Linked DNA regions of Homo sapiens: regions 1 and 3 are each linked to region 2. The links are chromatin loops, found by intact Hi-C in ENCODE. Cell type or tissue: heart left ventricle. All regions are shown on one strand. Each heading gives the region's core, and the rest is flanking DNA. Links, peaks and the distances in the headings are about the cores only.

Region 1 (10,431 bases), core at 3,077-8,076, 110 kb after region 2:
CCCTGTGGGCTTTTGTATGTTAGCTGTAACAAAGCATGTACTTTCCTGACTCATGCTCTCCTCCTGTTTCTCTGGCTGGCAAGAGCCTGTGCATCCCATAGGGCTTAGCCGCAATCACACCTTCTCTTTGGTGCCTTTTTTATCCTCATAGTTCAAAATTAATCAGCCCTTTCTCTACAACAAAGCCAGCATGTTGTCAAATCTCTATTTAGCATATATTGTCAGCCTTGTATTGCAGTCAACTGTTTAGAAATCGTTCATGTAACACTTATCTATAAATATGTTTAGTTGTGTGAGACGCTGAGGACACAAAGACAGAAGGCCAGTCCCTGCCTTCAGAGTGTTCATGTTTTGGTGATGGGGGAATGGGAGTTTCTGCTAGGCTGCCAGGCAATGGCACAGCTTAGTGGTATATGCTGTGATGCTTGAAGGACGTCTACCCAGACGAGGGTCAGGGAAGACTTCCTGTGGGAAGATGACATCTCAGCTGAGGCTGGAGGGAGGAGCTGCCTGGCTTTTCAGGTAATTCCACCATGTAGTAGAATTACCAGTTTATATGTCTCTCTCCCCAGCTACAATCTAAATTTCTGAAGTTCAGAGAAATGTTTTACTTATCGCTGAGTCCCCACACCTCATTCCAGAGGCTGGCACATCTTAAACCACAGTGATGATTGTTAGGATGGGCCTCTAGACTCCTGGAAGGCAGGAGCTCTGTCTTCTCCATTCTTTTATTCTTCTCTCTTCCAGTGCCTTGTAGCGAAGCCTTGGCAGATTGGGTGTTTTCTGAAATGAGTTACAAGAGAGCTTCCCGGAAGTAGCAGGTGCTCTGGGGACACATGAGCAAACAGTTGGCCTGGGATGTGTCTCAGACTAGACAAGTGCACACAACTCATGTGACTGCTGTCTAGACCCCAGATGCCAGCAAGCTGATGCTCATCCCAGCTGGGCTCCCTGAGGCTGGCTGACCGAACAAGACCTCCCAGCTTTGGCCTGTTGTCCATCATTCTTTCCTACACGCTGCCAGGAAACGGACAGGGAAGGGGCACTTCCAGCAAGCAGAGACAGGGCCAAGAACTCCAGGGACCAGGCTGGAGTGACTTACCGGGACAGCGTGGGGGCACACTGAGATGCACCAGCAGAATGCCTCCTGCCCGGGCTAGAGATTGGACCCCAGCATGGTTTTGGAGGCTGTAGATTCAGCAGTTGTGGTGTCACGAGTCACTCATCTCAAATAAAGGACAGGGGGAACTCAGTGTGAGCCCCAAACAAGAAGCTCACAGGCAGCTTCTGAGCCCTGGGGAGAAATTGTTTGCTCCTGGGCTGGGTGGTAAGGGGGGGTTCTCCAGTGGACCCTCCTTCCTCCACCTACTTGCCACCAATTTGTATTGGGGAGGGGTTGGTATGCAGAGGGTGAAGACAGTATCATAAAAGCAGGAAAGTGTCCTGAATTCCAGGGCTGAGGAAACTCCCCCTGGGGCTCTATAGTTCCTACCAGGAAGTGGGGAATTCCCAGCAGCTTGCAGTGGGTGGTGGGGAGGTGGAGAGGGAGAAGTTTCCAGAGGGTCAGGGCTTCCTTAGGAAGGGCCCTCCCATCCTGAGGCAAATCTCTGCTCATCCCCTGAAGGTAGAAGTGGGCTTTGGGATCCAAGGTGCCCTTTAGCTTGGGATGTAGGGCATGTAATTCTTACTCAAAGGACAGCCTCTCTCCTCAGGCCTCGGCAAGGAGCCAAGACAGACGCCCTCTCCTCCAGCAGCCGGCTCCTTGGGGCTCCTCCTCCTCCTCTCCTCCCAGCGCTCCTCGCTGGACTTCTTTATTCCCCACATTGTCTTCTCATCTCCCTACTGAAACTAGGAGAAGGTGGAGGGAGGGCCTAGATTGTTCCTCTCTGAAAGGGTCCCCCAGTTGGGTAAGAAGAGCTGGTCTGTGGTCACGGCCTACAATCCAGTAAGCTCGGGCTCTGCCTGTGGCCAAGTTACTCAGCTACTCCAAGTCCAGGCTTGCTCCTCTGTAAAATGGGGATGCCCCTTTGCAAAGCTGTTGTGCTGAGCCATTGCATGTCAGACTCCTTGCGAATTCGCTTTAGAGATTGTTGTTCATTAGTCGAACATCCATTCAGCACATTTATTGTGTGCTCAGTGTGTGCTATGTGCTGTTCTGTGGGCTGTTCTGTGGGCTAAGAATGTAGAGTGAACAAAGCAGACAAAACCCCTGTCCTCCTGGAGCTCACACTTTAGTGGGGAAGATGAACAAGAAGGAAGCCAGCAAATACACAAACATGTAATACATAATAAATATAATTGCCTTCCACGCAAAAAATAAGGAAAAGTGACAAAGGGTGGAGAGTTCTATCTTAGGATGCTCAGCAAGAGCCTCTCTGAGGAGGTGACATTTGAACAGAGGCTTGAATGTGGTGAAGGGGAGGGCCAGGTGACAATATCCAGGAGGGCCTTCCAGGAAGAGTGAGCAGCACCAGCCAGTGCTCTGAGGCAGGGAGCAGCTTGCTTAGGGACCAGCAAGGAGTCGAGGGGTAGTAGTGGAGTGAGCAGGACACAGTTCCGGGGAGAAGAAGTCAGAGGACAAGGTAAGGCCAGGTCCCCTAGGGCCTTGTTTGTCACTTTAGGGAGTTTGCATTTTATTCTAAGTAATGGTTTTGAACAAGGGAGTGACATGATCTGATTTATGCTTTTAAAATATTACTCTGCATGGAGAATTTGCTGGCAAAGCGGGGCCAGCAGAGCAGTTAAAGAGGCTGTGGTCATTATTCACCACAGCGCTCCCCGTCTTCCATCTCTCCTCAGCCAAACTCCTCTTTTCCTCCCCACTGTGCCTGGAGTCTGTCTGCACACTCTGGAAGCTGCAGTGGCCTACCCCAGGGGGCTTTGGCAGCCTCCAGCTCTCTGAGGCTTGCAATGTTCTTGGTCCGCTCCTCCTGTCAGGAATCTCCACTCCCTGGTACCTCGGTGCTGCACCACACAACCTAAAGCACCCATCTGAGGCACAAAGCGCAGCACTTGTATAAGGTCCACTCTCTGACCATCCCTTCTTTCCTCCTCTGAGGGTTCCTCTCCTCTACCTGAGGCAGAGGTGTTGCAGACCTCGGGTTCTCTTCCAGGCCCCTTCTCTTCCCACTCTGACTGAAGTTCTGCTGTCACCCCCACCATCCCGTTCCCTGCCACAAGTGCAGCTATGGTGCTTCCTGGTGAGTCAGATGCTCCCGGTTGCATCCCATCACCAGTGTCTACTAGATGTCCACACTGGGCATGCCTCAGGTACCTCCAAAGTGAAGGCAAAGCAGGCAGACTAAACCCCTCCCCTGAGGGAGGTCTCATTCTAGTGATGGAGATAGAGAAACACATGCACAACCTACAACATATCAGTCGGGGAGTGATAAATGCCAAGATGAAAATTAAAGCAAGGGAAGCACATTGAGAGTGATGGCGGTCAGGGTCCACTCTAGACAGAAACTTGGATTATTTGGATGCACAAGCCATGTGAGTGTCAGGGGACACAGTGTTTCAGGCAGAGGAAAGAGCAAGTGCAATGGCCCCAGGTGGGAAATGAGATGTAAAGAAGGCGAATGTGGCTGGAGGCTAAGGGGGAACACGACTCACGCCACCATGACCTTGGCCCAGACTGTATAAACCGTTCCCATGTAAAGTCTCCCCACCTGCAGCTCACCCTCCTCCAATCTGTGGTCCCCACTCCAGTCACTCTGGACTTTCCAAGATGCAAATTTGCACACTGTGAACCTCTGCTATAAACCATTCACTGGCTTCTCCTGGCTCTTACGATAAAGACCAAACTGTGAGGGACCACTGGGCCACTCCCCGCCTCTTCTCACCACCCACCTCACACCTTCTACTCCAAATTTTATGACCAGCTTTCAGTTCCTAGAATGCACTGACTCTTGACTGAGGTCTTCCTACTTTCTGGTTCCTCTGGTCCACACATTTTTGCTGCCAGCTTCCAGCCCTTATTCCCTTACCCACCTACCTCCTACTCACTCCCCAGGAAATCAGCAGGGGTGTGACCTCCACCAGCCACCTTCTGTGATCTCGAGGTGGGTGAGGTGTCCCTCCCAGGTGCTACATTGCAAGTGCCTGAGTATGTCTCTGTACCTTCTGCAAGCCTGACAGGCCCATGAGTGCTTGTCTAGCTCATTGGAGGTGGAAACTTCAGCTCATAGCACTGGACTCGGCACACAGAAGGTGCTCATTAAATATTTTTTGGATAGATGGAAGGGTGATGTGGGATTGGAAATGGGAATGGTGCATCTGGAAAGGAAAAGGCATTCCAAGGAGGGGGATGATGGAGAAGGGCATGGCGAAGGCAGAAGTGTGGAGACGGCTGTGTGTGCTGTGTCACATGCAGGAGCAAAAGAGGCCAGCCTGGTGGAGCAGAAGGCATGAAGGAGCAGGGGGTGAGGAGGTCGAAGAGGAGGTTGGGGCCAAGTGAGGGCATTTGGACTTCATTCTGGAGGCAACAAAGAGCCTCTGAAGATTATAATCAAGATGTGACATGGTCACAGCTGTGTTTAAGGACATCAATCTGGTGTGACCTGCAGGTGAAACTGCAGGACAGGGAGGAGTTAGGGGAGGGATTTGGAGGCCACCTCCACTTTTGGGGGTCAGCAGGCAGACTATTCTGAGCCCCTTCTTCAGCAGGAAGACCCTGGTCTAGCCACAAGCCTCGGTGACCCTGGACAGTGAGCCTCCCCTCCTGGTGTTCCTCCTCCCCTCGGCAGAGGCAGATTGCCCTTCCTGGTGACTCACCCCAGAAGGGTCAGCTCTAAGCAGAAAGTCATTGTTGACAGGAAGAGGGGTCAGACTTTCCCTTTTCCGGCCAGCTTCCTGGGTACCAAAATAGCAACGCGGCACAACAAAGAGTTGGGGCGGTGGAGGCCTCCCAAATGGGCTGGAGGACACACCGACCCCACCCCATGCTGCCCACCCGCCTGTGGGATCCACCATGCCACATGACAGCCAGCCTGACAGCACCAGTCGCTGGTGAGTCTGGTAGCCCTGGAAACCCTCTCACAGCCAGCCGAGATGTGAGGGACACAGAGAGAGGAGGTGCCATTTCAGACCCCTATGCCTGGCACGTTGGGGTGAGAAGGACACACCAGTCAGAGCTGGTTCTGAGGCTCGCATCCGGAGGGAGATCCTGGAACCAGGGCTGAGGCTCGCATCCTGAGGGACATGCTGGAACCAGGGGGCATCCGAGTTGGGGACACAGTCTGGGAAGGTGTCTAAAGGAAGTGAGAATTGAAGGAGGGACAGAGCGCTACCCAGAAGGGCATAACTAGAGGCTGGGACCAGGTCAGGAAACATGTCCCTCAGGTGTAGAAGCTGCAAGTGAGAAACCAACGTGGTAGGAACCTCAGCAGGCTGGCTCCAGCTCCAGAAGCTGTTGGAGTTGAGGATTTGTTCTCTGTAGAGGAGCAACATCACCTGTGTAGTCTGGTTCCTAGGCTAGGCCATCCTCTAGAATTCTGTGTGAGCCAGAATGTTCAACTAATAAGAGAAGGCTGCACATTGTGGGTGGAGAGCGGGAAAGAGAGGGGGCTTGCAGCATCTGCAGGGGCCAGAAACTACATGCACAGAGAAGCTTTCTCAATCGGAAAAGAGCTTAGGAAACATTGAACTGGAGAACAACGGAAGCAAACCTGTGTCCGGGAGTGGCTCCAGTGAAACCCACCTCTTTCTCTGTGTATGGAATTCCAAACACCCGTTGTACAGGAGGAAGCAGCTACAGATCGTCCTACTCACCAGCTGGGTGGCACCACCGGCTTTAAGTAATGGGTAAACTGGCTCAAGCAAGCCTGGGACTCAGAGACAGATGTGCGAAGCAGAGATGTTGCCATGCCTAGGCTGAGGGCTTTCAGCCAATCGGTGAGGGGAATGGAGGAGAAAGGAGAGAGGGGTGTTGGGTTGAGGGCCGGGATGTTAAGAAAAGGATTGTATCCTGGGAGATGGGCTAAGGATCAAGAGGATGAGGAGAAACACCCCCTCCCACAGCCTCTGCAGCACCCAGAGTTGCAAGATCCAAAGAGATGTTCCTTTCTGTCCTCTCTTTGCTGTCCCCCTCCCCTCCTGGCCCTCCCAGCATTGCAGACCCTTGCCTCTGGTTTGCAGCTGGGCTAAGGGCAAAAGCAGAAGCAAGAGCCTGAGCTGCTTTTTCCTGCCTGGATTTCTGTTCTTGCAGTTGCCACAGAGCTGGCTCCTTCTCATCATGCTAGTCTTGGCTTAAACGTTACATCCTCCAAGAGGCCTTTGCTGGCCACCGCAGTGACGTATTCCACCCTGACATCACTATCACAGTCCCTGCTTTAGTTTTAAGACAGCACTTACCACGAACTGGTATTTTCTCTCGTTTCCTTGTTTATTTTTGTCTCTGCCATCTAGAATGGAAGCTCCCCGAGAGCAGGAACCTTGTCTGTGTTGTTCATGGCTATATCCCCAGCACTCAGAACAGGGCCTGGCACAGAGTAGGTGCTCAAATATTTAGTTGATTCATGATGAATAATAATTGCTAACATTGGTTGAGTGTTACTACATGACAAGTACTTATTTCACATATTAACTCATGGGCCAGTGAGCTATAGGCCTCTGGGCAAATCCAGCTCCCTGCTTGTTTTTATAAATACATTTTATTGGAACACATGCCTATCATGTACATATTGTCTATGGCCGCTTTCATGATACAATGGCAGAGTGGAGTAGTTGTGACAGAGCCTGAGGCCTCCTAGAAGTGCTAGAAGCTTTTCCTTACCCCTCCAACACTCTGCCACTCACACTTACCACACCGAGCCAGTCTCCCCTCTCCACTTTGCTTTTGCTGCTCCCTCTGCCTGGGACCCCCTTCCCTGCCCCACCCTTCTCTCTTTTCCTTGGCTCACCTGTCATCGGCCTGAAAGCTGCACCTGATCCTGGACCTTCTCTTGGAGGCTCCCAGAGCAACCTGGGCTTCTTTCTCCGCAGCACTAACTATGGGATGCCATCACTGGCTGCTTACCAGGCTCACTCACCCCTTCCAGCTCTGCTGGACTGTGAGCTCATTGACAGTAGACTATCTTCTACTTTGGAAATCCCAGCACTTAACCTTGAGCCAGGCACATAGTAAATATTAAGTAAAGATTTATCAGCCGGGCACAGTGGCTCACACCTGTAATCCCAGCATTTTGGGAGGTCGAGTTGGGTGGATCACTTGAGGTCAGGAGTTCAAGACCAGCCTGGCCAAAATGGTGAAACCCCATCTCTACTAAAAATACAAAAATTAGCCGGGCATGATGGTGGGCGCCTGTAGTCCCAGCTACCTGGGAGGCTGAGGTGGGAGAATCACTTGAACCTGGGAGGCGGAGGTTGCAGTGAGCCAAGATCGTGCCACTATGCTCCAGCCTGGGTGACAGAGCAAGAGATCAAGACTTTGTCTTAAAAAAAAAAAAGATTTATCCCGTGGATGGCTATCCGATTTTTGTCAGACATGGGATGAATAATGGCAGATTCTAAAAATATTTACTATCTGGCCCTTTACAGAAAAGATCTGTAGACCCCTGTAGTAACTCAGTTAATCCTCATCAGTACAATTAAGGTCAGTGCTGTTACTATCTCCATTTTACAGATAAGGCAACTGAAGCACAGAGGCACAGAAGGCTTGTCCAAGGTTGCATAGCTAGTAAGTACAGAGGCTGGAGTTGAATCCAGGCAGTCTTGCTCCAGCCCATGTTACTAATCATTCCCTTTCTAAGAATGTTACCTGCTTCATTCCCTTTCTAAGAATGATCAGGAGGTGGTGGGTGGGGTGGGAGGGATAGGCTGGCCAACGTCATCATGGGAGCAGCACAGCAGGAAGGAGAGCTGGAAGTCCAGCAGAGCCCTGATGACCCAGGGCTATTGTTTTTGAGGCTTGGCCTGATTCTGGGACCCAGAGCTCTCAAATTCTGTTTCCTAGAGCCGGAGTCCTACCCATAAACATACATAAACACCCCCAACCTTCCCAATCTGAAGATTGAGTGTAGAATATTCCCCACTTAGGACTTGAGGTCTCAACATTTTCCTTAAACTTTGACCCCTGCTATGAGTTGTCTACATGAGAATTGTCTTAGTCTGTTTTCTGCTGCTATAACAGAATACTCGAGACTGGGTAATTTATAAAGAAAATAAATTTATTTCCCCAGTTCTGGAAGCAGGGAAGTCCAAGGGCATGGCCCCAGCATCTGCATGGCATCTGGTGAGGGCCTTCTTGCTGCGTTATAACAGAGTAGAAGGGCAAGCAAGCATGTGAGACACAGAGAGAGAAGCATCAGGGGCCAGACTCAATGGATAACAGCACACTTTCATGATAACATTAATCCATCCATGAGGACTTCCCATCATGGCCCAATCACTTTTTAGTAGGCCCCACCTCCCAGCATGGTCATATTGGGGATTAAGTTTCCAACACATGAACTTTTGGGGGATGTGTTAAAACCATAGCAAGAACAAGGATCCAGTAGTCTCTGATTTAACACAATTTAGGTTAATTTAAGGTTGAATACACTGTTATTTAAAAAGATGACGGGTGAGGTGGCTCATGCCTGTAAACCCAGCGCTTTGGGAGTCCGAGGCAGGTGGATCACCTGAGGTCAGGAGTTCAAGACCAGCCTGGCCAACATTGTGAAACCCCATCTCTACTAAAGGTACAAAAATTAGCTGGGCGTGGTGGCTAAAGCCTGTAGTCCCAGCAATTCAGGAGGCTGAGGCAGGAGAATTGCTTGAACCCAAGAGGCGGAGGTTGCAGTGAGCTGAGATCGTGCCACTGCATGCGAAACTCCATCTCAAAAAAAAGAAATTTTTTTTTTGTAGTTCCACAAAAGAATGATCTGGCTTCTATGGGCTTCACAGTTTAAACATGTTCAAGAACTTCCCATTCTTCTGATGTTGAAATTTGGATGCAGTCCAACTCAGAGGTTAAAACACACACACACACACACACACACACACACACACACACACGACAAGAAGTAAATCCTCTAGAATCAGAAGAAAAATTGCAGCCTTGAAAATCACAGCTTTACTCATGAGGCCGCCTAGAAGTGCTAGAAGCTTCTTCTTACTTATAAGAAATGAAAAAAAAAAAAGGGGGCAGGTGTCGAGGAGGATGGGAGGATGGGACAAGCTGCTGGAAGGTGTAGTGAGCGCTGAACAGGTCAGCCCCATCCTGGTGCAGAGGCCTGGTCTGAGACGCTCCGCCGTGGAGGCATGTCCTGGAAAGTGTATGCTGGTGAGGAGCAGTGGAAAGGCTTCCCTACTCCTAATCTTCTGGACTTTGGAGGCTGCTCTAAAGTTTACCAAGACTTCACATTTGCCATCACATTTGCTCATGACAAGGCCCTGAGGGAGGAGTTACTTCTATCCCCATCAGAGAGGTTCTACAGTTTGCCAAAAGTCACACAATAAGGGGCATGACATGATGGTCCTCCTCTTGAATAGATTCCTTGCTTATGGAGCAATCTCCAGATGATTCACTGGGGAGCCTGAAAGAGGGACAGGGTCATTTGGGTGGGGACTGAGGTATTTCAATTCGCCTGTCTCACTCTCCACTGTGCTCCGGTACCAAGACCTAGATCCTCACTCAGTATTTGTGCAGGGTATTGAAACTCCATGTCCCTACTCTAGGCAGGTACAGGTGTGTAGGGCAGGCACAGACGGAAGCTGCAAATAAGCTGGCACAGGGAAAAGGGTTAGGAGAGGGATGTAAAGTGCCACTGAGATTCTGAGGAAGATGAGACCATGTGGGTCAGGGAAACAGAACTCTCGTTGGTGAAGAGAGCAGCCGAGAGGGCCTTGAGGGGGTTTATTTCCACAGGTGGGGATGGAGGCATAGTGACACCTTCTGTGGCTTTGCCTCTGCCAGCCTTGCCAGACTTCTTCCCCTCCAACCCTCTGCCACTCACACTCACCACACCAAGCCAGACTCCCCTCCCCACTTTGCCTTTGCTGCTCCCTCTGCCTGGGATCCCCTTCCCTGCCCCTCCCTTCTGTCCTTGTCTTGGCTCACCTGTCATCATCCCTGAAAACTGAGCCTGACCCTGGACTTTCTCCTTAAGGCTCCCAGAGCAACCTGGGCTTCCTCCCCGATAGCACTAACTATGGGGTGCTGTCACTGCCTGCTTCCAGCCCCACCCCTACAGCCCACTGGACTGTGAGCTCACTGACAGTAGACTGTCTTCTACTTTGGAAATCCCAGCACGTAACCTTAAGCCAGGCACACAGAAAACATTCAATAAAGATTTATCCAGGGCATGGCTATTGAATTTTTGTCAGGTGTAGGGGTGCATAATGGAAAACAAGATGGAAGCAGAAGGTGGGGACCAACACGAAGAAGGCCCTGGCATCAGTCAAGGGTGCTAGCATTTACTCTGTGGGTGTGTGGAGCCACTGTCAGCACTA
Region 2 (10,431 bases), core at 1,807-6,806:
ATTTAACAAATGTTTACTGAGCATGTGCTGTGTGCCAGGCACTGTGCTAAGCAGGTGCTATTAAGGGACACCCAGCCTCTTTCCAACCCACAGATCAAGGTCTGGGCTAATTCTGCCATGCCTTCCCAGGCCTCCTGTCCTTTCTTCCCAGGCTCTGAGGCTACACTTCTTGGTCCCAGGCCAAATCTGCTCTCTGCAGGGCCTCCTGAACTCCAACACAGCCTTTTTTCTGGGTTTTGCGCCCGCTCCAGTCATGCTCTGTCCTCTTCTTCTCTGGCGTTTATTGCTCCTCCCAGCTCTGCCCTCTGCACACCCATCCTTCAGTGCCTGGGTGTGGCAGAAGAGATCTCCTCCCCCCAGCTCTCCTGCTCTTGACATCAGCAGGAAATTCACAGAGCTTTTACTCTGGATCCAAACAAACACTCATGTGTTCGTGCATCTAGCTGAGAGCCCAACCTGGGTCTGGGCTGGCCTGGGAGCCCTGGGGGATACAAAGGTCCTTGTCCTCAAGACACTCCCAGGTGGAGGGGAATAAGCCCTGTCTACCGCCAAGAGCAAGACCACTCAATACCCAACGGATGGTCCCCATGAGCCAATGGCGGCCGTGGAAACATAGAGACCCAGTTCTTCCTGCTGTGTGCTTAACTTTCATGGGCTCATGGGTGCTTCACCACTGCTCATTAAGGCCAGCTCTATTATGGTACTATTTCACATTTGAGGAGACTGAAGCTCAGAAAGTTGACTAAACTGTCTGAGATTGCTTAGCTGTCAGAGGCAGCACGTTGGTTTGACCCTGGGGTGGTTGACTGCAAGCCCGCTTAGTGCATGGCCATTTCAGGAGAAGGATGTGAGAACTGGCAGGGATAGGGGGTGGTCGCTGGGGCACATCCCCAGTGGGCATCTTCCTGGACTTTCTCCAGGATGGGGAGTGATTCCACACAGGCTGACATGGGGTGTGATGGGCCTGGCTGCTGGCATGTGGCTCCCCGGCAGTGCCCCCACCCTTTGCTGGTCTCTCACCCAGCCCTCTCTCTGGTCTCCGGTTCTGTGGCACGTGCCTCTCTTCTCCCAGTTTGTCCCTCCTCCTCCTCCTAGACAAAGGTAGCCTGATACTGTGAGTCAGGATGGATTGGGAGCCAGGGTCATTAACTCACCTGGGCCTGTCAAATGGGCGTAAGCACTGATTATCCTGCAGGGATCTGGTGGAACTCAAACCATTGAAGATTACAGAAGGAAACTGCTATAAATATTTAGAGGCATGAGTCATTCATTCATTCGGCAAGTATTTATTGAGCGCATACTCTGTGGCAGGCCCTGCTCTGAATTTTAGGGATATTGTCCTGAGGAAGACAGCCTTAGCTCCTGCCCGCATGGGGCTTACAGTCTAGAGTGGGGTGGGGGGCAGACATTCAGTAGCCATGCAGATGAACACATAGGTACAAAGCAAACTGTGTTCAACAAGATTGTCAACAGGGTTGGAGAAATGCGTCCACAGCCTTTCCTGAGTAAGTGGGATTTCAGCTGAAGGATGACAAGTCAGCCTGCACAGGGCAGGGCAGGGGCCCCCAGGGCGTGAGTGCAAAGCCCTCGAGTGGCGGACAAGCCAGAGGCTTGCGACAAGGCAGCATGAGCTGGGGCGGCGCGGGGGGAGGCTGGGGGCTGACTGGCCGGACTGGGCATGGCCTTGCAAAAGAGAGCTATTGAAGGATTTAGTTTAAGTGGCTTAACAAAAATAAACCTCTATCTCTTTGACCTGGGTCTCTAGAGCTTCTCCTGCCTCCTTTGCCCTCAGTGTCCATTCTGTGTGATGAGAAGTTGGGCTTGGGGGAGGTCTCAGCCCTCACCCCCTTCTCGGGCAGAAGGGCAGCTGATTGAAAGCAGATGTCTCGCCCTGGTGGGGCCCAGCCCGGCTCCCCAGTGCTGACCTCAGACCTGCACCGCTGGCATGTCCAGGCCGCAGACTCTCTGTCAGCAAAGCCGCATCCGTCCTGCAGAGAGACGATCACTGTGGTTGCCCACACCCCCAACCCAGCAATTTCCCTACCACGGTGAGAAACCTCCCGTATTCTGGGGCTGGGGCCCAGCCTCCTCCTTCCAATTGCCTGGGGGAGGGAGAGACACCAATTAGGTTCTTGGAAAGGAACTAGGTTAGAAGAGGTATCTGTCACCCCTGCCCAGTTCCTCGGCACACCTGCACCAGCACAGCGCCAAAGGAGGCCACCATTATCCTATTCAGCATGTCCTTGGCTCTGGGCTAAGTGCTTTATGTCTTCCCATTTAACCTTCACAAACAGCTCCATGAGGCCCAACCGTTAAGGCAGTGTGTGACTGAGGCTCAGAGAGGACACCTTGTCACACGGCTGGTAGGTGCAGAGCTGGGATCTGAGCCCAGGTCATCAGGTCTGAAGTCTGTGACCCCAGTGGTCCTCTGCAGGGGGCACTGGCTGTTGCTCCTGTGCCTCTCAGACACTCCATGTGCCTGTTGCACCTGAGGAAGCCCAGGTCAGCTCCAGGCTGCTCGTGCCTCCAGGGACCTGCGTCTTGGCATAGGGCAGCAACATGGGCCCAGAGAGTGCTGGTGCGGCCTCTAGGTGGTGGCCTGGGCTCTGGACATTGTCAAGGGCAGTATGCTTGCTGTTGAATCAGTTTGGACCATGCCCAGGGGTCTCTTCGCAGAGGGAGTTACCATTTTAATTTTTGCCTTTGAACACCCCTGGGAACCACCCCCCATGCACCTGCCCTTTTGGGGCTGCTACGTCCATGAGGCCTCTGCTCCCCGGCCCCCACCATGCACCTGGAGGCATTCAGCAGGCTCCACAGGTTTCCCAGAGATGCCTCTGGTGTCCTGCAGCAACCCTAGTGGCCACTTCCCTCACTACCCCTTACTCTCAGGCCACCCTAGAACAGTACTCTCTTTCCTCTGCTCCTACAAGGCTGCTCCCAGCCCATCTGCAGACCTATCTGCCTCACCCCTGGCCGTTTCCCTGGTCTACTTCCTCTTCTCTGCCCATCCCAGCATCTCTGCCTGATCCCACCCCCTCAGAGAGATCATTTTGCTCTCAGTCAGTCAGCAAGCATTTACTGAGCTGTAGAGATATCCTGGCTGAGAGCTCAGGCTCTGAAGCCTGACGCCTGGGGCTACAGAAATGAAACCCTCCCGTCCCCTGCTCACCTCTGGTGCACCTGGAGCATAAAGAGAAAAGGCAAAGGCTCCACCGCTGGATGCTGGCTTCACTTTGGCTTCTCCCTGCTGCCTAGTTACTGAGAAGAAAAAAAATACGGCAGGAAGCCCCATATAGACCATTTTTTCCCTCTGTTCTGTGCAAGAGTTACCTTGGTAGTCTTCAGGTGACTCAGCACTGGGGTTTACTATGGAGGGTGGGTCTGGGGGTGGCGAAGGGGAGCAGCTTTCTGGGGACTTTCAGACACAGGAGTAAGGAGGCCATTTGTGTTTTGGGGTCTGTAAAGAAGGAGCCCCAACCCCAGTGTGGATCCTGGGGAAGGAAAAGGGACTCAGACTCTGACCGCAAGGGGTGGACCTGAAGCCCCAGCAAACTGTCAGCCATCCTCTGCCATCCTTGAAGTCAGCCCCCAGAAGATGCATGTGGCCTGTGTGGTGCTCTGGTTGGCACAGGACACTCAGCCTTCTGACCACGTGGGAGCAGTTATCCACAGGTGCCACCTCAGTGGGAACGGGTCAGCGTCCTGGTTCTCCTGGCCAAGGTGCAGAAGTTGGAGCCTCTACCTCCCCCTCCACTTTTTGAGTACATGAGACCTGGAGGTTCTTGGGCAATTTGAAAGGAGAGGAAGATTCCAGAGGAAGGTATGTTTTTCTTTCAAGTATAGTAAATTAGGTCTGGATGGTTTTAATTGAAATTATACAAATCGAAGAAATGCAATAGTATTTGTACCTCCAATATCTGCTATCACTCAGTGGTCACAAAAACATCAGTTCCTATTTATCAAAAGCTTATGGTATGCCAGGTCTCCCATTTACATTGTTTTATTTAATCTTCAGGACAAGGTAGGTACTTTCTGTCACCATTTTACAGATGAGAAAACTGAGGCTCTCTACAGAGAGGTTAACTAACTTTCCCAAAGTCACACAGATAGCAAAGCTGTGGATTGGGCTTATAACCCACATGTCTTTCACTCCAAAGTCCTTCGACCACAAGGTCCACTCTATTGCTCTGTCTGGGGGTTCTCTGAATCTGTGGGGACCCCAGAAGATATGGACCTGCAGGGAGAAGCCATGGGATCTGGAGGCCCAAGGCCTAAGGAGACCGTGGGGCCTCCTTCAGGTAACTGTCTTCGGCAGCAGCTGCATCCCATTACACTGTGGACAGCAGTCTTTAGAAAGCCACCTTCTCCTGGGCTGCAAAGGAACAGGGTGACCACAGCCTATGAACCCTTGGGGCCCCTTGAGTTCCCACTGCCTGCCCGGCAGGGTTTCACAAACGCATTGACATTGATGTTGACAGGGCAGCCTGTGTGGAGGGTGCAGGAAGCCCAGAGGCCTGTGGCTGCCAGCATTGCTCAGAGTTTCCGCTGAGCTCTTCCTGCAGGGCCCTCCTCAGGGCTCTGCTAGCCAGCGCCCCCTGTCTTGAGGCCTTCGTGGACCCCAGCTGGCTCTGAGACAAGCTCAACTGACTCCAGGGCCTCTGAAGGGCTAGGAAGGCCCCATTTTCTGGGTGCCGAGCCTTGGGTTAGCTTCAGAGGCCCTGGTGATAGCCTCAGGATATCTGAAGGTTTCTTAGGACCAACGCCACCAGGTGGGACAGAGGCAGTGCTACTTCCAGTCAGAAGATCCAAGTTCCACTCTCAGATCCAACACTCGCTGGTTCTGCAACCTCAGGCGGGTGTCTTTCCCTCACCGAATTCCCTCCCCTATCTACCTCACAGGGCTGTTTAAAACCCTTGGCAACAGGAAAACACTCGGCCAGTATTGGTGGCCCTAGTAAGGCTGTGGGCTGACTGTGGGCCTGCCCCTAATTGGTCTTCTCACCTGGAAACTCAGCGAAGAGGCTGGACTTATGGGTTCCAGAAGAGGGGCAGGGCATTCCAGGAGGAGAGAGGGCTGAGCCCAGGCACAGAGTTCAGAACACACAGGAAAGAATTGAGCTCTGTGCCAGAAACTGTTCTAAGCATTTTACACATAATAACTCATTTACCTCTCTCATCGTTCCCATGAGGTAGGCATTACTTCACCCCATTTTACAGATGAGGCAATGGAGGCACAGAGGGGTAAAGTAACTTGCTCAAGATCCCATCGCTAGAAGTGGGGAGCCAAGATTTGGACCTGGGCAGTCTGGGAGGAGACCACCAGTGGAGGCAGCGGTGGTGGGACTGGAAAGGTTGGGAGAAACGCCAGGGACTGGGCCGCATCTGCCCTGCTCACTGCTGCAAGGCCAGCGCCCAGAGCAGTGCTTAGCACATAGTAGGTGTTCTTAGCCTGTTCCTGATACATGAGCTCCGCAGGTGTGGCTACCTTGCTTGTCTGGGGACGCTGACATTTCACACAACACAGAGAGGTTGGGGTTGCTGCCTCTGCCTTTGGGCTGAGATTCAGCCCTTTTCAGTGGGGCTATTGGACCCCTACAGCGGGAGGGCCCCTTGTAGGAAGGCAGAAATTTAAAATCGTTCCTTAATCTCCCTTTGGCCCCCTCCTGTTAGGGCCAGCCTCGCCTCCTGTACCTCCCTGGGGAGTGTTTTTAGCTCCCAGAACTTGGGATCCAGGTGGGCTGGGGGGCTGGGGGAATGCAGACAAACGGAGAAGCATGTTCGCTGCCGGCAGAGGCTGCTGAGAGACCAGCCTGTTTGCATGGCTGGAGCGCTGGGGGCTGGTGAGAAAGGAAGCTTCCTACTCTGCAGCACTCAGACCCCACTAGGAATGTGGCTTGGGGCCAGGATCCCTCTGGGCAAGAAAGGATGACTCAGCAGAAACAGCGTCCTGGCCCCACAGGACAACTGGAGCCGCTGCCCTGGGGGCTGGTACCAAGTGGCAGAGCTGCTGAATTAATGACCCCTCCACCTCAGCTTCATCTCCACCCTCCTACACCTCATCCCCCACTCCCACTCTCCCAGGCCTCCTTTAGAAGCCGTTCTCTGGGCTGGGGTTTTAAGACTCTCAGAGTGGCAAGACCTGGCCCCCTCCAGAAACTTTCAGACGGAATTGGGAGGCGCCCCGAGGCTGGAATTGATAACTGGCGAGGGGAGGCAGCCAGCCTTCGAGGACCCCCGGGCCTGCCAAGGGAGTCAGCATGGAGTGAGGGGTGCATGGGGCAGTGGCGGGAGCTGGCCTGGGCGGGGGCCTGGGGAATTCCAGCCCAGGAGAGCCAACTGGAAGCACATGTGTTTAGATGGGCACGGAACCCATAAAGCTGCTTCTTCCAGCCCAGCTTCCCAAGGATTAAAGATCTCAGGAATCCTGGGAAATCTGTCTCCTTGTCACCAGAGGCCCCTCAGGACACAGGCTCCCGCCCCACTTGCACCTCAGGTCCTGAGCAGAAGTGGATGATGATGGTCGTGGTGAAAATGTGGATCTTGTGAGAGTCGGGGTGCAGCTGCTAGCGTTGTTTCCCACACATCCTGCTGACCGCTGTTACCTGTTTAATCCCAGGTGTTCCCCAGGGCAGCCTTATCAGGTGGATAGGTACCAGTATTACCCTCATTTTCTGCAGAGGAAACTGCCTTGCAGGAAGGTAAGTAGCTTGTCCAAGTTCACTCTGGTTGTGGCAGAATACATTTCCAAGGCTGGGATCTTAAATGCTCTGCTTGATCCTCTACCCCTTGGAGGAAGGAAAAAGGGTAGAGTTCCTGTGGCTCTGTCCCCTCCCCTGGGTGCCACGCAGTGACTGAGGGTCACCAGGGTCAGCCCATGGAAACGCTGACCCTTTCTAGGAGGCGTTGCAACATCCAGCAGTTTCCTGCGCAACTATCATAGGGGGCTTGGGTCTGGTGAGCAGTGAAGATCCTGAGATTTGGGGCTAGAAGACATGAGCCTGTCTCCTGACTTACTAGCTGTGTGACTTTGACGCTTAGCTTTGTCTCCCTGGACCTTGGTTCCCTCACCTATAAAATGGGAGAGAAGAATACAAAAATTTTCTCTCCGTGACCTGCCCCAGGGAGATCAAATGTAGACCCTAAGTCCGCTGCAGCCAGGGGGCCTAAGCAGACGGAAAGCAGTGGTGGGTGGCGAGGGTTGAGAGGGGAGGAGATCAGGGACAGGGGGCAGGAAGGGAGTGTCGGGGGCTGGTATCACACTACTAGGCTCCCAGGTCTGGAGAGAGGCCAGCAGAGATCAGGATTTCCTTTCATAACAGATTATGGAACAGCTACTTTGCACTAATCTATCTGCCTGATAGAGATCATCTGGGGATGACCCAGCAGCCTTTGGTGAAGACACAGAACAGAATGGCTGCATCTTCCCAGGAAAATCCCATGGGCAAAACGACTCTAGGTGCCAGATAACAGCCATTTTTTGGCAAGTGCCGGTTTGCTGACTTCCTTCTGTCCTGCTCTAACCTGGCTTCTGTTAGTTGACTGGTTCCTGTTGCCTCAGCAACAAAGCAATAATGGAGGTGGGTGTGAATGGCTATGTTAAATCACTTAATTATTGCAAACAGGCACTCTGCCAAACGGGGGTGGTTACAGCTATGTTAGACTTAGTCACTGCCTGCAACTAAATGTAGCTGAGATGGTCGTAATATGCACCACCAACAAATACATCTTGGTTGACTAAAGAACCTTTGGAATTATGAAGACATTAGACTACATCCATTACAGTTGTATCGCTGAGTCCATTTTATTATATTCAAAACCTTTGCAAACCAGTAATTTACATAGGATGTGTATGGCGAGGCTACCTCAGTTACCCAATCCTCAACTCTATAAGGTTTTATCAATAACAGCAGGTCCGTTCCGTTTAGGCTGTTATTATGGCTCTCTCCTGGAACATCCTGTAGTGGTTGTTTTTTGGAAACATCATTTGGTTCATAATCTCTTAGCAACAGGACTTTGAGGGCTAACGGCCGACGTATAAGCCCAGCAAGATGATTGTGACTCGTGGGTAGGCAAACCCACAGCAGCCAAGTCCAAGCACTCTCTGATTATGGGTTTAATTGTTTGAGGTCATTGAACGTCATGGGCACCCACTGCGGGTCAAACTGGCTTTGTTATCTGCCAGTGAGCATTTGCCAAGGCAGCCACACACCCAGGGCCCAAGGAGAACTTCCAGAGTCACCGAGTGCCCCAGGCGTCACAGCTTGGTCTTTCGGCTGCAGACCCTGGAGTGCCTGATGGGGAAGAGGAAGAAAGGAAGGAGGATTTACCTCACTCTGTGTATGCCTGGCACTTCACCTCATTGTATCCTCACAGCCCCCTGTGCAGCAGTGTTAGGACTGTCTTGCCAGGCTGCAGATGAGGAGGCAGCCGCTCAGACCGGGGAGTCACTGGCTGCGCTCACAGGTGCTCACAGGCTGGCAGAGGCAGGATTCTGATCCAGGTCCTCCCGAGCTCACAGCCTCTGCTCTTTCTGCTCTTTCCATGCAAACGCCCACGCCTATGGGGACAGCTGGGTCTTTCCTGGATGTTTGGTCTCCATAAGATTCTGTTCCAGAGTGGAGCATGTGAGGGTCATTGCCACAGACCCATTCAACATGTCAGAGGCCACGCAAACAGTGTATACATCTGGCGCCACTGAGCCCAGCACTCACAGGCAGCCTGGGGCCTGCCTGCCTGCTCTCAGTTTGCAATTCCCTTTTTATTTGAGTTCTCTCTGGTCCCTCCCAGAGATTGAGACTGTAGTTTGCCATCTGTATTTAGTAGGAATTAAAAGTTTTAAACATAGCTACCACTTTTTACTATGAGCTGAGCACATACACACTGCTATTTACTTCTTAAAACCTTGTAAAGATGTGATACTGTTGTCCCTGTTTACAGATCAGGAAATTGAGGGTCAGAGTGGTTGGATGATTTGCTCTAAGTCACAGAAAACAGGTTTATTTTTTATTTTTTATTTTTTTTTGAGAAGGAGTCTCACTCTGTCGCCCAGGTTAGAGTGCAGTGGCGCGATCTCGGCTCACTGCAAGCTGTGCCTCCCGGGTTCACGCCATTCTCCTGCCTCAGCCTCCCGAGTAGCTGGGACTACAAGCGCCCGCCACCACGCCCGGCTAATTTTTTTTGGATTTTTAGTAGAGACGGGGTTTCACCGTGTTAGCCAGGATTGTCTCGATCTCCTGACCTCGTGATCTGCCCACCTCGGCCTCCCAAAGTGCTGGGATTACAGGCATGAGCCACAGTGCCCGGCCTGGAAACAGGTTCTTATTGTGATACCCACAGCCCATCCTCTGCCCTGCCCTGCTGCTCCATTACTCCTGAGCGGAGGTGGACACCCGGAGAAATATGCAGTTTTGTGCTTTGGGTCCCTGCACTCACAGGGGCCTCTTCCAAGGCCCCAGAAATCTATTCAGATGGTCACATATCTTTGTAAAATTTGCAAAGGTAAGATATTTTTATCTTCTTTTTATAAAGGAGCATCTCGCATCCCCTCATTGTATAAACCTCAGTTTCCACAGAACCTAGATCCAACCTGCTAGTGAGTATATACCTTGAACATTGTACCTAAGAATTTACTCTTCCTTCTAGCCACCACCACTTAATTTTTTCTCCTTGGCACTTTTCATGAATACACTATATACTTTATGTATTAACCTTATTTATTGTATTTTTTTTTTTTTTTTTTTTTTTTTTGAGACGGCGTCTCGCACTGTTACCTGGGTTGGAGTGCAGTGGCGCGATCTCGGCTCACTGCAACCTCTGCCTCCCAGGTTCTCATCCCTCAGCCTCCTGAGTAGCTGGGACTAAAAGCATGCACCACCACGCCTGGCTAATTTTTATATTTTTAGTAGAGACAGGGTTTTGCCATGTTGGCCAGGCTGATTTCGAACTCCTGACCTCAAGTGATCCATCCACCTTGGCCTCCCAAAGGGCTGGGATTACAGGCATGAGCCACTGCGCCCGGCCAATCTTATTTATTGTAGATTGTAGGCTCTACTCAACAAGTTTTTTTAGGTGAATGAATGCAGCCATCATCCTTATACTTAAAAGAGTCCTGTGTCATAGACAGAGCCATGATTATTTTCACATTCTAGACAAAGACGTGGAAGATGACATGCTCAAAGGCACCTACTAGCAAAGCTAATCCCTTTTCTATGTTCTGAGCTCCCTTTGTATTTGGCCACATCTCGGTTTCCTCTGGCCATGACATCATAATTTACTCATAGACTAGACATCAGCTCACTAGCGTTTCATCCTTGACTCTTCTCTTAACAAGTTTCTCTTTCCCTCCAAATTTTATCAGCCACCTCCCAAATATCTCTTGAATTTTAGCACTTCTATCTCCATAGCCCCAACCCAGAGAAAGTGTCCAGT
Region 3 (9,967 bases), core at 4,968-9,967, 55 kb after region 2:
TCTAGGACTGTCATGGAGAGCTAATGTGTTAAACATTGCTAAACATTTTGTTTCCAGAGTCAAGGGAACTTATTTCTTTAGAGGTATTTGCAACTTTTAACAAATGAATAAGATATACTCCTGAGAACAAAATTTGGAGCATATTTGTTCCTCTCTACCTGATTTCTCCAGAATTTGGAAATTATTTGTGAATATTCTCAATTTATGGCAGTATAGTTAATTGTGTAAGTGCAATAAGAAGCTATTTTCTTCTGTAACAGAACACAGTTGGAGAAACTGATTATTTTACCAAGGTTTTGAATGGAATGGCATGCTTCCTTTAAAGAATCAAAGTTGACTTATAGAGCCAATTAAAGCCTGTTGGGGAATCTGACCTCATACCTTGTCTGCACAGTGTCCCCGTACAAGGTTCCTGACCTGTGGTAAGTAAGGAATTTCACTTTCTAACAGGCCCAGGAACCCCAAGTTGTCTTGGGACCTCAAGAGGAGAGGAATTTGCCCAACTCATAGGTATTTGTCGGTACAAACCCACAGCTGGGCTTGGCTTTTAAAAAGTCTTATCTGAGATTCTTCATGGAACAGAGTTCTATCAAAGCCAATTAAAAAAGTCTACATGAAAAATAATTATTCTTGCTGTACTTTTTACAAATAATTAGGCCAATTACAGTAAGACTAAAGTTTATTTTGTAAACGAATCAGTTCTATCATGATTTGTTTTTAAAAAAATGAAGACTGGAGAGAGAAAATTTATGCTTCAAAAGAAAAACTATAGTACACTGTTGTTAGCTATTCTTGAGGTTTTTTTCTGTAGTTTAGACTAAATTCCAAATTCTTTGTGGGCTAGAAGTCCTCAAACTAATGCTTTCAAATCTTTGTTTTTAAAATTGGGAATTGTACTCCTCAGCCTAGGACTCATTATTTACCTTATAATAGGCTGTTTCACTTAAACACTGTAGTAAAACTATAGTTGAGAGTACTAATGTTTTTGCCATGAAAGCCCAGCCAGGCCTGCATGAGTCACTCAGACAGTTACAAAGCAGTTCAACTCTTCTCACCTTGGGATGCACTCCCATTTCCACTACGTCCTCTGTTGGCAGGAAGAAGCCAGAGCGATTTACAACCTTTTCCCATCTTCATAGCCTACATCGTAAGACGAGGGCATTATAAAACCCAAAGGGAAGGATTGAAACTGCCTTTGCAATATTATGACTGAGACAGTGAAAGAGATCTAAGTATACTGACTCCATCTTGTTTCTAACCTCCAAGCTGTCCTTGTAGGCTGGGCATAGACTGAACTAACTTTGGGAAAAAACTTAGTTTATAGTTTAAACAAAGATGGTAACAGCCCTTTCCCAAAGCAGGCCTCCTTCTTGCATGGGAACTAGATTGCCTTTGTAGGACTAACATTAGCTGCAAGATTAGAAATTATGGTTTAGGAGTCATGCAGCTGGAGGCTACAAGATTCTGAGCCTCCCTAAATAGCTTCCAAGATCAGAGCTTGAGATATTTTGCAGACCCTGCACTTAATGGATCAGCTGGCACCACTAAGATCAATAAACTGGCTCATCTGATCTTGTGACTCCCACCCAGGAACTGACTCAGTGCAAGAAGACAGGTCCGACTCCCTATGATTTCATCTCTGACCAATCAGCACTCCTGGCTCACTGGCTTAGTTATCTTTAAAAACTCTGCTCCCCAAATGCTCAGGGAGACTGATTTGAGTAATAATAAAACTCTGGTCTCCCACATAGCTGGCTCTGCGTGAATTACTCTTTCTCTATTGCAATTCACCTGTCTTGATGAATCGGCTCTGTCTAGGCAGCAGGCAAAGCAACTTTGGGTGGTTACACAATGAAAATATTAAGAAAAAATTTTAAATGTTTTACCGAGTTCAAAACAAGGAGACTATTTTATTGATTAAAATGGTTTGGGACTTAAGCGCTTTTTAAATTAACTTCATATTTTGGAGCTGCCAGTCAGATTCTCCCAGGGCTGAGATAGTGGCACTTTGCCATAGACTGGTTTCTGCCATAGGCATGTTTAGAAGGACAATGTCCCTCTTCAAGGATGACCTGTTCTACTTTGGGTGAGGATGAATGGCAGGAAATCTTCAGGCTAGGGGTTTGCAAACAGTAAGCAATACAAATACATTTTATGTCGCAGTCCTGAATATATAAACATATGTATCTAGGTGAAGCAAAAATTCCATAGAAACAACACTTAACCTCACTCCAAGTGATGCACTCATATTTTCCAGGCCAGTGCTACTCGAAGTTTGGTCCCTGAACTGCTTGCTTATCACCAGCCAGGGAGGAGATGAGTGCAGAAAGTCAGAGAAATTAAAGTGTTTTGCACATTAAAAAGTGTCGACATCATTAGCCATTAGGGAAATGCAAATCAACACTACAATGGAGTACCACATCACACCCATTAGGGTGGCTATGATAAAAAAGATAGATAATCTTAAGTGTTGGTGAGGATGTGGAGAAATTGGAAACCTCATGCATTGCTGGTGGGAATGTGAAGTGGTGCAGCTGCTGTGGAAAACAGTCTGGCAGTTCTTCAACAAGATAAACATAGAGTTTCCGTATGACCCAGCAATTCCATTCCTGGGTGTATACCCAACAGCTTGTACATGAATGCTCATAGCAGCGTTATTTATAATAGCCCCAAAGTGGAAACAACCCAAATGTCCATCAACTGATGGATGGATAAACAAAATATGGTATATCCACAAAATAGAATATTATTTGGCAATAAAAAGAAATGAAATACTGACACATACTGATGAACCTTGAAACATTATGCTAAAGAAAGAAGCCAGTCACCAAAGACCACATGGTGTATGATTCCATTTTTCTGAAATGTCCAGAATAGACACATTTATGGAGGTAGAAAGTAGTTTAGTGGTTGCCTAGGGCTGGGGTAATGGGAGTCTGAGGGAAATGGGTATTACCTGCTAATGGGTAGAAGGTTTCTGTTAGGATTGATCGAAGTGTTCTAAGATAGATTGTGGTGATCTGTGAATGTACTAAACACCATTGAATTGTACACTTTAAATGGGTGAATTATATGTGAATTATATCTCAATAAAGCTGTTAAAAACAGAGTATTTGGCCAGGCGCGGTGGCTCACGCCTGTAATCCCAGCACTTTGGGAGGCCAAGGCGGGTGGATCATGAGGTCAGGAGATCGAGACCATCCTGGCTAACATGGTGAAACCCTGTCTCTTCTAAAAAAATACAAAAAAATTAGCCAGGCCTGGTGGCGGGTGCCTGTAGTCCCAGCTACTCAGGTGGCTGAGGCAGGAGAATGGAGTGAACCTGGGAGGCAGAGCTTGCAGTGAGCCGAGATTGCGCCACCGCCCTCCAGCCTGGGGGACAGAGCAAGACTCCATCTCAAAAAACAAAAACAAAACCAAAACAAAAACAAAAACAGAGCATTTTAGACACTTACAGTAAGTTGACATTAGTATGATATCTATGAGCATGATCCTTTTCCTAGTAATTCATTTTTATTGTTTTATTGCATTTTGCAAAAGTATCCATTCATGACAGATTGGAACTGAAAAAAAAAGCAGATCCCTTCGCAACCAGCCGGGCCAACATGGCAAAACCCTGTCTCTACTAAAAATACAAAAATTAGCCAGACGTGGTGGCACACACCTGTAATCCCAGCTACTTGGGAGGCTGAGGTGGGAGAATCACTTGAACCCAGGATGCGGAGGTTGCAGTGAGAAGAGATCATGCCACTACATTCCAGCCTGGGCAACAGAGTGAGACTCTGTCTCAAAAAAAAAAAAAAAAGTAAATCCTCTATAATTGATCCTTTGAAAGGCATTGTTCTAATCTATTTTGCTATTTTAAAAAAATTCTAACAAGGAGGAACTGGTACCATTCCTTCTGAAACTATTCCAATCAATAGAAAAAGAGGGAATCCTCCCTAACTCATTTTATGAGGCCAGCATCATCCTGATACCAAAGCCGGGCAGAGACACAACCAAAAAAGAGAATTTTAGACCAATATCCTTGATGAACATTGATGCAAAAATCCTCAATAAAATACTGGCAAACAGAATCCAGCAGCACATCAAAAAGCTTATCCACCATGATCAAGTGGGCTTCATCCCTGGGATGCAAGGCTGGTTCAATATATGCAAATCAATAAATGTAATCCAGCATATAAACGGAACCAAAGACAAAAAACACATGATTATCTCAATAGATGCAGAAAAGGCCTTTGACAAAATTCAACAACACTTCATGCTAAAAACTCTCAATAAATTAGGTATTCATGGGACGTATCTCAAAATAATAAGAGCTATCTATGACAAACCCACAGCCAATATCATACTGAATGGGCAAAAACTGAAAGCATTCCCTTTGAAAAATGGCACAAGACAGGGATGCCCTCTCTCACCACTCCTATTCAACATAGTGTTGGAAGTTCTGGCCAGGGCAATCAGGCAGGAGAAAGAAATAAAGGGTATTCAATTAGGAAAAGAGGAAGTCAAATTGTCCCTGTTTGCAGACGACATGATTGTATATCTAGAAAACCCCATTGTCTCAGCCCAAAATCTCCTTAAGCTGATAAGCAACTTCAGCAAAGTCTCAGGATACAAAATCAATGTACAAAAATCACAAGCATTCTTATACACCAACAACAGACAAACAGAGAGCCAAATCATGAGTGAACTCCCATTCACAATTGCTTCAAAGAGAATAAAATACCTAGGAATCCAACTTACAAGGGATGTGAAGGACCTCTTCAAGGAGAACTACAAACCACTGCTCAAGGAAATAAAAGAGGATACAAACAAATGGAAGAACATTCCATGCTCATGGGTAGGAAGAATCAATATCGTGAAAATGGCCGTATTGCCCAAGGTAATTTACAGATTCAGTGCCATCCCCATCAAGCTACCAATGACTTTCTTCACAGAATTGGAAAAAACTACTTTAAAGTTCATATGGAACCAAAAAAGAGCCCGCATCACCAAGTCAATCCTGAGCCAAAAGAACAAAGCTGGAGGCATCACACTACCTGACTTCAAACTATACTACAAGGCTACAGTAACCAAAACAGCATGGTACTGGTACCAAAACAGAGATATAGATCAATGGAACAGAACAGAGCCCTCAGAAATAACACCGCATATCTACAACTATCTGATCTTTGACAAACCTGAGAAAAACAAGCAATGGGGAAAGGATTCCCTATTTAATAAATGGTGCTGGGAAAACTGGCTCACCATATGTAGAAAGCTGAAACTGGATCCCTTCCTTACACCTTATACAAAAATCAATTCAAGATGGATTAAAGACTTAAACATTAGACCTAAAACCATAAAAACCCTAGAAGAAAACCTAGGCATTACCATTCAGGACATAGGCATGGGCAAGGACTTCATGTCTAAAACACCAAAAGCAATGGCAACAAAAGCCAAAATTGACAAATGGGATCTAATTAAACTAAAGAGCTTCTGCACAGCAAAAGAAACTACCATCAGAGTGAACAGACAACCTACAAAATGGGAGAAAATTTTCGCAACCTACTCATCTGACAAAGGGCTAATATCCAGAATCTACAATGAACTCAAACAAATTTACAAGAAAAAAACAAACAACCCCATCAAAAAGTGGGCAAAGGACATGAACAGACACTTCTCAAAAGAAGACATTTATGCAGCCAAAAAACACATGAAAAAATGCTCACCATCACTGGCCATCAGAGAAATGCAAATCAAAACTACAATGAGATACCATTTCACACCAGTTAGAATGGCAATCATTAAAAAGTCAGGAAACAACAGGTGCTGGAGAGGATGTGGAGAAATAGGAACACTTTTACACTGTTGGTGGGACTGTAAACTAGTTCAACCATTGTGGAAGTCAGTGTGGCGATTCCTCAGGGATCTAGAACTAGAAATACCATTTGACCCAGCCATCCCATTACTGGGTATATACCCAAAGGACTATAAATCATGCTGCTATAAAGACACATGCACACGTATGTTTATTGCAGCATTATTCACAATAAGAAAGACTTGGAACCAACCCAAATGTCCAACAATGATAGACTGGATTAAGAAAATGTGGCACATATACACCCTGGAATACCATGCAGCCATAAAAAATGATGAGTTCATGTCCTTTGTAGGGACATGGATGAAATTGGAAATCATCATTCTCAGTAAACTGTCGCAAGAACAAAAAACCAAACACCGCATATTCTCACTCATAGGTGGGAATTGAACAATGAAAACACATGGACACAGGAAGGGGAACATCACACTCTGGGGACTGTTGTGGGGTGGGGGGAGGGGGGAGGGATAGCATTGGGAGATATACCTAATGCTAGATGATGAGTTAGTGGGTGCAGCGCACCAGCATGGCACACGTATACATATGTAACTAACCTGCACATTGTGCACATGTACCCTAAAACTTAAAGTATAATAAATAAATAAATTAATTAATTAAAAAATAAAAAATAAAAAAATTCTAGTTTTCAGACACTAAATTGATTTCATTATCCAATGGGTTGTGACTTGTAGTTTGAAAAGTACTGCCCTGGGGGCACGGCACCCCAGCAGGGAAGGTTTGGTGACCTCAGCAACTGTCAGAGGTGAGTGGTGCCTTCTGGATAAACTAACACCTTGATCTGACTCTGCCCAGTCTCCTGCTCCTACATCGCATGTTCACACACAGGCCTTCCACTCCCATCCTACCCAACAACTTACTTTCCCCAACATGGCAAACCAGTTGGGATTCCAGTGTCTTTACAAATGATTCCTCTGCCAGGAATAACAAAACTTCAGTGCCATCCACCTAGAAAACACCTTGTTATTCTCCAAGTTGCAGCTCAGACATATTATCTCTACCTGGACCCACTTCCTCTTTGCTCCTCTTACCCCAAGTCCATAAAAGCAACCATTACACAGCATGGCAATCACACCGTTGCTGGTCCATCTGCCCCAGGAGATGGTGAGTTTCAGTAAGGTAGGTAAGATCTTTTGTTCATCTGTGCATCCTGGCGTTCACCAAGGGGTCAGATGCATGGTCAGTGCTCAGAGCATAAATGTAGCATAGTTCACCCCTGTTTTTATGACAACTGGAATCCTTCCTGTCTGCTACACTAGACAAAGAGCTAGGCAAAAAGCCCTCCAAGTAGAATCCTGCCCTTCCCACATCCTTGGCTTGGGGGGTGGGTTCCCCTTCCCTTGTATTTCTGGGCCATTTTACCCAGTATGGTGGGTTAACATGGTGACTCCTGTTTCCTGGCTGCTTATGTGTCTCTCATTCCTTGCATCCTCCACCTTGGTACTGATGGACTTCTCTTTCTGTTTCCTACTGATATCTGGGGCCACGGGGTAAAATTTCCCAGCTTCTTTGATATGGGAAATCCTTATTTTGTACTGTGCCTTACAGATGGCAATTAGTTTCTAATCATGTTGCTTAAAAGAGGATCTCCCTTTTTTCCCCGTTCCTATCTGACCTAATTTTTTAATGTCTAGCTAGATCCAGGATACAATCCATTTATGACACATAATATTGTGTTAATCCTGTTGCTTTCTCTCCCTTTCCCTCAAGCCCTTGACCATTTAGCAGTATTAAAACATAAAAGGTCAAATTGCCTCCGACTTGAGGTGAGCAGCATAAAGAAATCAAGGGAGACAAACAGACTAAAACACATCGTTGACATGACTTAGAAAGGCACAGCAAAGTAGATGGAACTAAGCCCCATCTGGCCAAGTTTCCCACAAATTAGAGGTAAACTATATCTCATTACCATTAGCTACTTTCAAGCTGAATTGGGACTGACTTTGTGTTTCTGCCTCAGTAACGATGCAGTGTAGTACAGCACTTAGGAGCAAGGGCTCTGGGAATGCAATGTGTGAGTTCGTGCACTGGCTCTACTATTTACCAGCTGTGTGATCTTGGGCAAGTTACTTAACTTCTCTGTGTTCCTAGTTTCTTTCTGTAAAATGGAAATTGTATTTGTACACAACCCATAGGTCTGTTATAAGGATTAAACAAGTTAACATAAAAAGGGCATATAACACTGTGCTGACCTAAAGTGAGTGCTCAATAAATTTTAGCTATGATTAACTATTTCTGAGGACCTACTCTTCACGTATTCATTAAAGCTATAGATCCAAGGAACAATGAAGCAGGAATTGATTTCTCATACCAAGCCTGTACCAGACCTTGCCTTTCTGTAGACACTTAATACCTCATTTAATTTTTATAGTAACTCAATGAGATACATTCTGTTACCCCCATCTTATAGCAGAATTAAGCTCAGAAATGTTAGGTAAAAAGAGAAAAAGAAATCAAAGAACACTACTGTTCAAAGTAGGGCAAAATGACTGATGATTTAAGGTTTTGTTGACAGTTTCTCTCAGCCGAGATCAAAGCGCTAATCAGTAGGAGGTGATGCTTGATTGCCCATCTAAGGATGGGAAAAAGCTGGCTGGAGCTGGTTCCTGAAACACACTCCCAAGTATCTGAGGAGAGCAAAAATCACCCAGTGATCATTGAACAGGCCCCAGAGACAAAAACTCCTTATCTGAGGGATTTAGAAGGGAGCAAAGACCACCTGGTGACCATCAAACAGGCCATCCGGAGGCAAAACTCCTCATCTGGGGAAATTAGAAGTAATTAGACTTTCCTATTATATAGAGCAGACATCTGGTTCCAGATTTCTTTCCCCCACAAAATTTATACGTAACTGGAATTTATTTATTTATCTATTTATTTATTTATTTATTTTTTGAGATGGAGTCTCGCTCTGTGGCCCAGGCTGGAGTGCAATGGCGCAATCTCAGCTTACTGCAGCCCCTGCCTGCCAGGTCCCAGTTCAAGCGATTCTCCTGCCTCAGCCTCCTGAGCAGCTGGGACTACAGGCACGTGCCATTATGCCCAGCTAATTTTTGTATTTTTAGTAGAGACGAGGTTTCACCATGTTGGCCAGGCTGGTCTTGAACTCCTGACCTCGTGGTTCACCTGCCTCGGCCTCCCAAAGTGCTGGGATTGCAGGTGTGAGCCACCGAGACTGGCCCATAACTAGAATTCTTATAAATCTCTGGAATGCCATGCCAAAACTCATTGTGCAACCTAAGGCACCAAAATTCTACAAATGTAATCATGTATCATGACTTATGTGGCTGGCTAGTATGGTTCAAATTACCCTCAAGCTCCTGCCTGAAGGTCCATAAGTACCCCTAAGGAAAAATCTACCATGGCAAGTTCAGTCCTCTCCCTGAGGTGTCCTGCTGCACCCTTCTGCAGTGTTTTTTCTAATAAACTTTCCTTTTTCAAACATATCCTGTTGCTGGTAAGTTCTTTTTACCAACCCGCGAGTCTACCACTTCACAATGCCAGGGTTCTGACACCGCCCCCACAACCCCCGGCAGTATCCTCTCATTGTAGCCTTTAGGCCTCTAAAGGATTCTGGTGAGAGGGAAATTATAATGTCCCCAATTCATGGCTGGGAATCTGAGCCAAGTCAGGTGGCCAGTGAGTGACAGAGCAGTGCCAGGAACTCAAATCCTTTGATGACAGTGATCATTGACCACAGGCAGCCTCACCCAGCTCGCTGCTCCAATGGCACTGACAATTCAGACCCATGCTCAAGCCTTGGTGATTTGTTGAGGAAGAAAATTCCCATGCACCAGTGACATGCTCAGCCAAGAAAGCTCCACACTTGGACTCCCACACACGCGCCCACCCTGTCAGAGCATCTGGGTCAGGAGGTAACAGTCAAATTACCTCTTCTCAATCCCCTTCCCCTCTGGTAAGTTTCTCCCTTGGTGGTTCTTGGTGGCCTTTCCCACCAGTGGTCCTCAGCAGGGACCACATCAGCTCATCACAGAGGTTCCCATAGTCTTGAGTTGGAAAGAGGGAGGGATTGGATATTGATCCCTCTCTTCCTAGTTGATGGAATTTTGTTGAATCTGATTTCAA

The links. A loop is a pair of places that touch in the nucleus more often than their neighbours do. Peaks named below come from ENCODE experiments on the same cell type or tissue, not always from the same donor. Only the 100,000 strongest peaks of a DNase experiment are listed, where the experiment ranks them.
Region 1: it touches region 2 in a loop (2.7-fold over the local background); 13 of 110 quality-filtered maps call a loop at or near these places.
Region 3: it touches region 2 in a loop (2.1-fold over the local background); 5 of 110 quality-filtered maps call a loop at or near these places.

Annotation. Positions count from the first base shown.
Region 1 is chr1:109,891,203-109,901,633 of GRCh38, forward strand. The region is part of intron 4 of LINC01768 (long intergenic non-protein coding RNA 1768); the gene reads left to right. Among named protein-coding and RNA genes, the nearest start is that of CSF1, 14 kb to the right of the region's middle. In heart left ventricle, for the core only: no CTCF peak of the experiment used is centred there; a DNase peak (open chromatin) is centred at 4,999; H3K27ac peaks cover 801 bases.
Region 2 is chr1:109,786,422-109,796,852 of GRCh38, forward strand. No RefSeq gene overlaps it. Among named protein-coding and RNA genes, the nearest start is that of EPS8L3, 28 kb to the left of the region's middle. RefSeq lists enhancers at 426-1,309, 1,310-2,193, 4,739-4,798. In heart left ventricle, for the core only: CTCF peaks have their summits at 4,615 and 5,793; DNase peaks (open chromatin) are centred at 1,950, 4,560 and 5,890; H3K27ac peaks cover 1,009 bases.
Region 3 is chr1:109,837,915-109,847,881 of GRCh38, forward strand. The region is part of intron 4 of LINC01768 (long intergenic non-protein coding RNA 1768); the gene reads left to right. Among named protein-coding and RNA genes, the nearest start is that of LINC01768, 15 kb to the left of the region's middle. In heart left ventricle, for the core only: no CTCF peak of the experiment used is centred there; no DNase peak of the experiment used is centred there.